Linked DNA regions of Mus musculus: region 1 is linked to region 2. The links are chromatin loops, found by intact Hi-C in ENCODE. Cell type or tissue: heart. All regions are shown on one strand. Links, peaks and the distances in the headings refer to the core of each region. The heading gives the core; the rest is flanking DNA. Region 1 overlaps Gm35298 (a long non-coding RNA gene). Region 2 holds the start of Mycn (v-myc avian myelocytomatosis viral related oncogene, neuroblastoma derived).

What was found. Hi-C counts contacts between places; a loop is a spot of excess contacts. Peaks named below come from ENCODE experiments on the same cell type or tissue, not always from the same donor. Only the 100,000 strongest peaks of a DNase experiment are listed, where the experiment ranks them.
Region 1: it touches region 2 in a loop (4-fold over the local background); 4 of 42 quality-filtered maps call a loop at or near these places.

Annotation. Positions count from the first base shown.
Region 1 is chr12:13,116,590-13,121,957 of GRCm38, reverse strand. Gm35298 (a long non-coding RNA gene) reads right to left here. Exons shown (of 5, transcript XR_381278.2): 5 at 5,223-5,368. Among named protein-coding and RNA genes, the nearest start is that of Gm35350, 16 kb to the right of the region's middle. In heart, for the core only: a CTCF peak has its summit at 3,175; a DNase peak (open chromatin) is centred at 3,747; H3K27ac peaks cover 2,486 bases.
Region 2 is chr12:12,940,042-12,945,359 of GRCm38, reverse strand. Mycn (v-myc avian myelocytomatosis viral related oncogene, neuroblastoma derived) reads left to right here and starts at 3,524. Exons shown (of 3, transcript NM_008709.3): 1 at 3,524-3,724; 2 at 4,874-5,318. The coding sequence starts at 4,967. RefSeq lists an enhancer at 2,725-2,753. In heart, for the core only: a CTCF peak has its summit at 2,764; DNase peaks (open chromatin) are centred at 2,909, 3,509, 4,889 and 5,099; H3K4me3 peaks cover 3,284 bases; H3K27ac peaks cover 3,799 bases.

The DNA of each region.
Region 1 (5,368 bases), core at 153-5,152, 180 kb before region 2:
ACTATCTCGCTTTCCATTCTGCTCCTAATTCCTGCCTCAGTGCCCAACGCACAGGACGTGCTCGATAAGTGTTTGCTGAATGATTTTCAGCACAGATGTAAAGAGCAAAGGGTAAGAGCTATATTTTCCTTACAGTTCTGCATCTATGATATCCATGCACATAAGAAAATTATAGAGTCCAATTTCTGGAAAGAAACTGAGACAAGAATATCTTTTGAAGCACATTGCTTTAGGGCTTGCTATGCCTCTGTTGTTTCTGATGATGTCTAAACTTTCTGAATGGTGGCCCTGAAGAACAGGCCTTTAGGTTATCACTAGTTGGCCTTGGAGAGCTCTTTATTTCACAAAGTATGAAACAGAGGCTCAGAGAGAGTCAGAGAGTGGCTAATGACCAGGCAGCCAGGAAGTGTCAGCTTTGACAGTGCCTTCCTACATAATTAAACTTTTGTGAGTATGGAAGACACAGGTATCCTGACAAGGATACATCATTGGGATTAAATACCCTGACAGGCAGAAGGGAGGGGTGCCAAGGGCAGCCTGGAGTCTGACACACCAACCATGCTCAAACCGTAGGGTTCTTACAGACTGAGCCAATCTCCTCAGCCCATCGTGTTCTTTTTAACTTTCTACCTCTCAGTTAACATGTGCATTTTCTTATAGTTACAGGGCGTGGTTTCATGAGATCCGAGGTGCATACATATAATGTGTGATGATCAAGTCAGGGCAATTAGCATTTTGAGTCCCTCCAACCCTCCTCCTCCTGAGTGTCAGGGATGCCCCGCTCTTATAGAGTGAGGGCTGTGTCAGTCTCTCAAGTCTCACATTGTACTCAGTGCTAGCCTGTCTTCACCCTTCTCATCATCCCACAAACCTCCTTTAGCAAGGTTATGATTTCCAGAAAGTCTACAGCTTGGCAGAGAGCTCAGTAATAGCCCTCTGCCCCACCCCCTGCTTTTGCCCCACCCCCACCCTCCGTGTGTCCTGCTTGGCCACCTTCCTGCCCCTCTAGGCTGTCTGTCCTTTCAACCATCTGTCCGGCCTTGGGCCTTGGCAGGTCGAGGCAGAGCCTGAGAGGAGTGATGGATGCTCTGAGGGATTAGCATGAGACTCTTCCGGAGGCTGGCGGTGCCAGGAGCAAGAGCATTCCAGAAAGGCCTGAGCTGATGGATGCCTTGGAGGGAGGAGATGCTTTGGGGAGAGAAGCACAGTGGAGTTTGGGAGGGGGATTCCTTACATTCCTAGGGCTGGGGGCCAGGGCCTTCCTATGATGGACAGACAGCTGAGAGAGAAGCCCCGCAGGCTGGGACTAGATGAGACTCCATCTGCATCCCCTACCCCCTTCACCGGAATGTTATCTCTCTTCTAATCGCTCCCAGGCAAGGGAAAAAGAGGTAAAACCCAAGCAACCTCCGCTTTGTGTCTCAGTGTGGGGCACAAGCTGGGGGTGTGGTAAGGAAGAGCAGAGAGCTGGAGCTCCCCCCCCCCATCCCACCCACATGCATTGCTGATGACACTCACAGTGTGAAGCAATGGCATACCTGCCACTCCTCAGCTGTGAAGGTGCGTGTGATGTCTCCTCTCCCCTGCCTTTATTGTGTGGCTATAGACACCTTAGACTGCATCATTTATAAGCAAAGCCAAGACTGGTGTTCGCAGTTCCTACTCCTGTATTTTTCGTTCAGCATTCTCTCCCTCAGGTATTTCTCTGCTTTGGCCTGTTTCCCAGCCTGTGGAAACAAGAGTTTTGGATCCAGTGGTTTTTAAAGACCTGTCTTGGACTTGTCTTGGACTTCCAAGAGCTCCAGTGACCAGTTCTGGGGAGGAGGCTAACAAATAGGTATGAACTGAAGAAAGAGTCGTGGTATGGAATCTGTCCAAAGAGGTCCATGAGAAACCTTGAAGATGGGGGTCCGAAGTCTTACCTCACAAAAACCCTAGCTCTTAGACAAGCAGACAAGTGCCATGCTTACGTTGGTTCCTAGCAGACAGCTTCATGACTTTGTGAAAAGTAGCTCGGCCTCTATGAGCCTCTGATTTCCTAACTACAAACAGGGTCATAAGAGTGACCCTCCTGGCATAAGATCAGAAAAGGTTCTCTGGCAGGAGCTCCCAAGTCTGACTGTCTTCCAACTGAGGCTTTATTCCATTATCAGCCCTCACAGCTCTCTCTGGAAGATTCCAACAAGGGAGCCATAGCCCTGGCAGTTCCCAAGTCTGCAAAGCTCTTTGTGAGACCTTGTTTCAAGCAAGGTGCAATGTGAGGACTGCCCTCCAACACTGCCCTCTGATCTCAACACACATGGCAAAGAGGACACAACGATCAGAGCCCCGAGGTCTCTTCTACCCTCACGGAGGCCCTGATAACTAGATCCAAGTCAAGATAGTGGCCTCAGTCCTCACTGCACCCTCCTGACTGTTCTCCGAAGCAGGCACTTCAACCTGATTTGCAGATCTATAAACCGAGGCACGGAAGAATAGACTCACTCGCAGTCACTCAGTTAGCACAAGGCATGAGTGGGATTGTTGCCATGCAGCTATGAGTTTGTCTCTGCTGATATCCTACCCCAGACATTGGAGAAGCTAGAGCTGTTGGCTTGCAGATACACCATGATTTCCTTAAAGGGAATGAACAGCCTCTAAAATTGTAATACTTACCGATCCAGGCTCAGTTGGTAGAATACTTACCTAGCATGTACAAAGCCCTGGGTTCATTCCCAGTATTACATAAAGCAGGTATGGTAGTGCACACAGGACATGGGGGCAGGAGGATCATAAGTGCTGTGTCATTCTCTGATAAAATGGTGTCATGAAACCCTATCCCAAAAGCAAAGCAAAATAAGCTCTGATATTCATTATCACTCTCAGATTCTACGCTGGTTGGTTTTATTTAATCTTGACACAAGCTAGAATTATCTCAAAGGAGGAAATCTCAATTGAGAAAAATGCCTCATAAGATCCAGCTGTAGGGTATTTTTTAAACTAGTGATTGATGAGGGAGGGCCCTCCTTGGGCAGGTGGTCCTGGGTTCTATAAGAAAGCAGGTTGAGCAAACCAGTAAACAGCACCCCTCCATGGCCTCTTCCGCAGCTCCTACCTCCTGGTTCCTGCTCTGTTTGAGTTCCTGTCCTGACTCCTGACTCCCTGTGGTGATTAGTTGAAGTGTAAGCCAAACCCTGTCCTCCCCAAGCTGCTTTTTGGTCCTGGTGGTTCATCACAGCAATAGAAACCCAGACTAAGACAGGAACTCATTCACAATCTCTGTGCTGGTGGCTCCCGGGGACAATGTCCTTCAGGGGCAGGCAGAGACAAACAACCTGATTTCATTTGCAATCATGCCTGGAAGCTGAATTGGGGAGATCCATAAATATTCACGTACATTGGGATGTTGGTGCCCATTTGGACTCTGTCTTCTCCTGGCCCCCTAGTGCCTGCCATCTAACAGTATTTATTATGCCTTTGAGATTCAGAAAGCCCAAGTTAGATTGCTTCTATTAGTCTCCAGCCAGGAAGCTTGGGGCTGCATCTACTGAGGAGAAAAACCTTTCACAATTATCTGGAAAAACCCAAAGCGATTCCTGGCGTTGACCCTATCAGAACTTCCTGAGGCCGTGCAAAGCAGCAGAAGGCCAGATCGGTGCTGTCCCCATGACTTCATCTCCTTTGTGATCCTCCTTTTCTTTTTCTGGTCAAATCAAACAAAAACAAAACACCTGCCAACATTAGTTCTATATTAGGAGGAATAATGGTAAGGGAATCTAAGATTAGCCTAGTGTTGATCAGGATCCCTCGCCAAATAGATGATTCAGTTTCCAATTTCACATGTCACACTCTGCAGAGGTCAACAGCCAACAAAGAGGCAGCCCAAGCGAGAACGCTGGGAGGCTGTGAGATGATGTAATGGTGTTAAGACATCAACTAGGCTGACGAGCGGTCCTAGCTCTGCTCCTCACCCAATCCTCTTCCTTAACATCCTTAATGATTTGCCCCCTCTCAGCCTCAGTTTCTCCAAATAAAAAGTGGTCCTGGAAGCAATGATTGAAGCAGCTGTGTCAGCAATTTAGTGAGCTCATCTCTGCCCCTGTCACTAGGGGTGCAAACCTGCTAACATGTCTGTTAGTTTACAGACATGCCAAGGACACTATGAGGTAGTGGCACCTTTGCATACAAGCAGATTTGGGCTTGAAGTCCAGCTCTATAAATAGTCCCAGTGCAATTTGACACACTTTTCTTGACTTCTTAGAGATTTGGTGCCTCCTGCTCTTTATTGGGAGGTGGAAATGACAAATGCTAAGTAAGGCATTCTTTCATTTAAATACTTGAGACTCGATCCTGGCAATGGCTCTGTGGGCACTTGTATACTCATATGTACTTGTATCTTTAAGAGGTACCTGGACTTTTGCCTTTGGATGATGTGAAAGCTGGATCTCAGAGACTAGGGCATCTGTGCAACGTCCTGGGCTTTTCATTGCAAGCATGGGTGTGAAGAATGCTGTGAAATAGAGACCCTTGAATTTCTCTGGATTCTTCTTGGCAAGTATGTAGAAGAGAGTATGTGTGAATACATTTATGGTAAGGCAAAGGCTTTCAGAGGTATACCTTAGCCATGTTGAGTGTCATTTCAGTAGTGTGGCTCTGCTTCATTTTGCTAGAGGTGTAGGCATGCTATGGCTGGCCAGAGCCCTAGGGCTTCGTGAAAGACAGTGGATGAAACACCCTGTGAGTTACTTTCTCTGTACTTCCTGGAGCCATTAAATTAGCAACTTTTTCTATATACAAACTGTAGACCTATATTTAAGGACCATCAGTTGGAAGAGGCAAAGGTGGTATAGAACTGTGTGTGAAGTAGGCATCTCTGGTCACTCTGCGAATTAGCTGCAAATGACTAATGTTAAAGAAAGCATTCCTTCATTTAAACATTTGAGACTTGACCCAGGCTACAGCTATGTGAGCACTTAGGTGCTCATATGTAGGATACCTACATAGCTTCACATGACCCTCCTGGTATAACAGGGGTGTGATTTGGTAATATTCCCTGGAAAGTTGTAGCTCAACTGATGGAAACTTACTGTTGTTCCTATCTCATCCTTTTACACGAACTCCAATCATCCCGATCCTCAGGTTCCTCCTTGGTGTGCCTGCCTGCAAGTGTCAGTGCCTGCCTCTCTGGTCTACCCGTAGTTCATGCAATTCTCACACATGCATAGGGCCAACACACTGACAATTCAGAAGTCTACTTGGCCAGTGGGGCAGTTCGCATTGCACTGGATTTTATCAGCACTCGGATCATCTGAAGCTCTTGGCCAGAGCACAGCCATTATCCTGGAGAGAACCAGAATGCACACAAACAGCAACCAAACCAAGTCCATGT
Region 2 (5,318 bases), core at 319-5,318:
TAAGTTTTCTTTTCTCCTCTTCCTCCTCTGTCTTTTTTTCTTTCATACAATACTTCCTCATCGTCCTCCCCTATCCCCGACTTTTTAAAAAAATAAAGTCAATTAATCTGCAGGATTTTTTTTTTTTTTAGTATGTATATGTGTTGACCTGTTTGCCTCAGAATGCATGCAGAGATCAGCAAACAACTTGCAGGAGTCTTTTCTCCCCTTCCACCACGTGCATGGGGCCTCAGGCAGTTAGACATAGAGGAAAGGGTCCTTACCACCTGAGCTAGCTTACCAACTGGGTCCCAGGGATTTTTCAACTATTTTAAGCAAAAATTACAAGTCCTTTATTTTGTTGGGCCTGGGTCTTGTGGTATAGTCCAGGATGACTTCGGACTCCCTGCCTCAGCCTCACGAGAGCTGGAGTACAGTACCACAAGGGACTGTGCCTTTATTTGGGCAGGAGAAATTTGGACTCAGTAAAATAGTCCCAGAAGAAACCCAAAAGCTGGATGAGGTTGTTGGTCTACTAACCATGATGGATTAAATCCTCCTGGGTTTGTGTACCTGTGAGCTGTCTTTATTTATTTCATTTGGTAAAGAAAGAAATATAGGAAGGAAGGAAGGAAGGAAGGAAGGAAGGAAGGAAGGAAGGAAGGAAGGAAGGAAGGAAGGAAGGGAGGGAGGGAGGGAGGGAGGGAGGGAGGGAGGGAGGGAGGGAGGAAGGAAGGAAAGAAGGAAGGAAGGAAAGAAGGAAGAGTAATGCAACATCCCCCCATCATTTTATTTATAAACCAGATCCACTCTTTAATTCTTAAAGGAGCCATTCCTGTTGGGTGTGTGTCTATTTTTTCTAGTGTAGGTGAGGTCCATGAAGCTGTTGTCCTGGTCCACATTGGGTCTTAAGATGTGAACAAAGTCTTGGTTTCGAAGACCACCAAAGACTCCTTTCATTTGTGTGTGTGCCCCTTGGAATCGTGAAGTGAGTGCGTCAACATTTATTTGTAAGAAGAATAGTTGGGTTTCTGGGCAAATCCACCAAGAATGGGCATTAGGTAATTTTTCTCTATGCACAGCCTTTTATCTTTCCACCTGCCAATGAAGGTACCAATAAATACTTTCTGACTTTTATCATTCTGCTAACCTTCAGATTCAGACTTGCTGGTAATTTCAGTAATTGCTGGTTTGCATTAAGAGCCGGAGATTAGAGATTAAGGTCCAAGGAAGATAAACGATTTGCTCAGAGGCATATAGAGCAAGTAACCAGGTCACCTTCTCTCTGTCCCCTCTTTTCTGAAACATCTTATCTTTTAGCAGAGTGAAGAGCACAGGTGTGGAGAGAGAACTTTATCCATAACTAACCAGGCCATCTTAGCCGACTTTCCCAGTCCCCTGCTGCTTGAGGGAGTTCTAGTAGGCTGGTCAAAGTGTCCTTTACGTGTCCGCTGCTGAAGTTCTGAGGAAGATTCTAGAAGCCAGATGTGGTGGCACAGACCTGTAGTCCCAGAGTTTGGGTAATGGCAAGAGGATCAATTCAAGGTCATCCTCCTCAATAAAAATAGAGTTCAAGGTCATCTTGGACTATATGAGACCTCGGCTCAAAAAACAAACAGAAACACCTCTCCTCCCCCCCCCCCCAAAGCAACAACAAAAAGAAAAGGTTCTGGGAGCCACACCTATCTCTCCCCCACTGTGCCACTAATAAACAAAACTAACCTGCCAGATCTGGCTGTCTAAAAGGGTTCCTTTCAATGGAGCCTACCTCCAGCGGCATCCAGGAACACTTACCATACAGCCCCTGCTGTGTATGTATAATTACAATCTGAGGCAAAGTTTTCAGAGAGCCAGCATCTTGAGGGAGAATTCAGCGGGAGGTCTCGGTTTGGAAGAGGCCAGGGGTGTGAAAATGAGGGTGTTAAAGGCTTTTGCAAAGGTAATGGGTTTTACATATGTGAGCCCAATAAGAAAGGCCTTGGAAGGGTGGCTCACCCTCATTCACGGCTACTTCCTAGAACCTGCCGCAGTCCCCAGAATTATGTAGGCATTCGGGGACAGATGGGAAGACTTTCACACATGCTAATACACATTTTGACCTTGACTCTCTAGGCATTCTCTTCTTCCTCGCTGGAGGTGAATGAGGGGTGTCATTTTCAATTTAGAGGGAAATGGAGACGCTTCCCCACAAACAAGCTTAAGGGTTTAAGGATAAATCCCACCCTACTGAGAATGTGTGTTGAAAAAGGGCTTCACCCAGGGACCCAGGTTACTCCTGGAAAGTTTTGTGGGGCAAGAGCATTTATTTTTAGCCCCACATTTAGGAAACAAACCTTTTAGCATGCTTGCCTAGACAGAAGTGAGACGCTGTGGGATGGGGAGGGAGGGAAATGTGCCCACGGCTGTGAGGAAAGAATACACGCACCCTGCTCTAGTCTAAATAAGATGTCGCGCTCTCTCTGTTCACGCCAGCTCGTAAGTGAGGCAAATGGGACACAAAGAGGCCAAATTAATGATGGCTTTCCTTGATGTCACCATCCGTAGGAACTCGAGGTATACAGAGCAGTCAGTGATTTGGGCAAGGAAAGCAGCGGTCCGTAATTCAACCCTGGCTTCGGAAAGGCTTTTGTTGGGAACGGTGGGCGCGACTTCAGGGGACGTCCCTCCACGCGTTTCACAATCCCTTCCGCGGTAGCAAGGATTCGCTAATTGTCTCGCGGGGGTGGCCCCACTCGGGCTCCGAGGCTGGGCGGTGCGGCTCCGCTTTCTGCTTGGTCTCCGCGAGGTGTCGCCTTCGGCCGAAGAAAGCGGTAAGGCGCCACCCTCGTAGCCCGCACTTATTTATTTTCAAACAAGGGGGGCGCCCCTTCCTTTCAATTTGAAACTAGAAACCTCCTGCGGTCTGTTTCTACGTGGGCGCGTCCTCGGCCTCCCATTTTGCACTCCTGTGTCGCCTTCCTTCGAGATCACACACGAACAGCCCCTCGACCAGGCCTTGTTCCACTTTAGCCTGGAGCTCATCTTTCACACAAACATACACTCGCGCGCAGTCCACGCAGGGACTGGGCTAGAAACCTCTTTTCCCATTCCCAGAACACACCCAGCGACCTTTAAAAAAAAAAAAACACGGAGTGCAGCGGGTGCAAGCCAGGGGGTCCAAAAGGGAGGGGGAAGCACTCCTCGGGTTTCCCAGCTTTGCTGCTTGCAGTCTGAAAAACGAGAGGGGGGAGGGGGAGAGAGGGAGGGACGGAGGGGGAGAGGAGAGGAGGGGAGGAGGGGGAGAGGAGAAGAGGGGAGGAGGGAAGGGAGAGAGAGAGAGAGAGAGAGAGAGAGTCGGAAAAAAAGAGAAAAGCAAATGGCTTTTGGCGCGAAAGGCTTTGGCGCCTCCCCTGATTTTTATGGAAATCAAGAGGGCGGGGAAAAGCCTCTTGCCTCTGCCTTTCTCCCTCCCCCTCGTCTGCGCCACAGCCCCCTTCTCTCCCCGCCCCCCGGGTGTGTCAGATTTTTTCAGTTAATAATATCCCCCGAGCTTCAAAGCGCAGCCAGTGACAGTCATCTGTCTGGACGCGCTGGGTGGATGCGGGGGGCTCCTGGGAACTGGGTTGGAGCCGAACGAGCGCTAGCCAGGCGTAAGCGCGCACACACTGCAGCCGCCGGAGGACAACCCCCTCCCGCCGCCGCTCCCTCAGCCCACCCGGAGACCCCAGCCCCGAGTCGCCTCCGGATCCCCGGCAGTCTGCGGGAGGTAAGAAGCGGTACTTGCGAAGCTTCGAGCGCCCGGGGAACGGCGGAGCGCTGCGGCTAGGCAAGCCCCTGGACGCGGCTCCGCACCCTGCACCCAAATATGCCGGGCTTTTCTGGGGGAGGGGGTAAGGGGGCAACACACCGCGTCTGCTTCCGAAACAAAACCATCTGGGTTTTTTGTTTTTTTTTTTTTCCTGAAAAGCCTATTCAGCACCCGAAGGCACCCTGGCTGGAAGAGACCCGCCCTAATCCCTTTTACAGCCCTGGCCCAGGCAGAGAAATAGCTTTAGCGAAAAGAAATTCGCCCGGCTCCACAAGATTTGTCTGAGTGTGAGGTGACTGGGAACCGGTGCGTCCCCACCCCAAGCTGGGGTTCTCCAAAAGGTGCCGCGGGGAAAGAAGGAAAAGGGGTTAGGCGAAGCTAGGTGCCTGAGTGATAATGTAGGTCACGGCTGCTCCGGCTTAGGAGACGCGATTCTCGCCGGCGACCCTGCACCATTCCTAGGGATGGGGTTCAGCCTTTCCCCCCGCCTGTTGAAGAGGTTGAGGTCTCTGAAGGAAGGGGAATGGAAAGGGTATAGGTATAGGCAGCGATGAGTACCAAGGGTATCTGCCAAGATTGAGGCTCTAGGTCTAGGTGGAGAGGGTTGTATGTAATTGCCTGTTGTTGGTCTGACTGGAGAAAGGCCCTTAATAATTAATAAAGTTTCCTGAACCCCGTTAGCGTTTGCGCTCCCGTGATCGCATTTCTGCAAAAGGGGAATGAAAGGTACTTCAATCCCATGCCTGGTAGCTGGGCTAGAGAGCAAGGACTTCCTTTAAGCAACTAGTGCAAGTGGGGTAGTCGCGCTAGTAAGAGCTGAGATCTGCAGCTTGAACAGCCCCCCTCCCCCAGGCAGTGCCTTGTGTGAATGAAACGGCAGTTTCCAAAGTTGCAGAGAGCCACACCACCCCCTGCATCTGCAAGCCCCCTCCCACTCCCAGTCTTAGACAGCTTGTACACAAAAGGAGGGAGTAGGGGAGACGCTCAACTTTCTCCCACCTTCCAGAGCTGTGGGGAGCTTGCAGAAGAGATTGGGGGCTCCCACTGCCTGTCCCCACCAACCCACCCCTTTGGCTCATTCTCTCTTGGTTTGCCTATTGGTTGTAGAGTTGGAGGTTGGCGCGACTCTGCTGCTCTCCACGGGAAGGAAGCACTCCCCCATATTAAAAAGAGCGGAGATATTAAAAGAGAGGCGAACCCATGCCCAGCTGCACCGCGTCCACCATGCCGGGGATGATCTGCAAGAACCCAGACCTCGAGTTTGACTCACTGCAGCCCTGCTTCTACCCGGACGAAGATGACTTCTACTTCGGCGGTCCCGACTCGACCCCACCGGGGGAGGACATCTGGAAGAAGTTTGAGCTGCTGCCCACGCCCCCGTTGTCGCCCAGCCGCGCCTTCCCAGAGCACAGCCCGGAGCCTTCGAATTGGGCTACGGAGATGCTGCTGCCGGAGGCCGACCTGTGGGGCAACCCGGCCGAGGAGGATGCGTTCGGTCTCGGGGGCCTGGGTGGCCTCACTCCTAATCCGGTCATCCTTCAGGACTGCATGT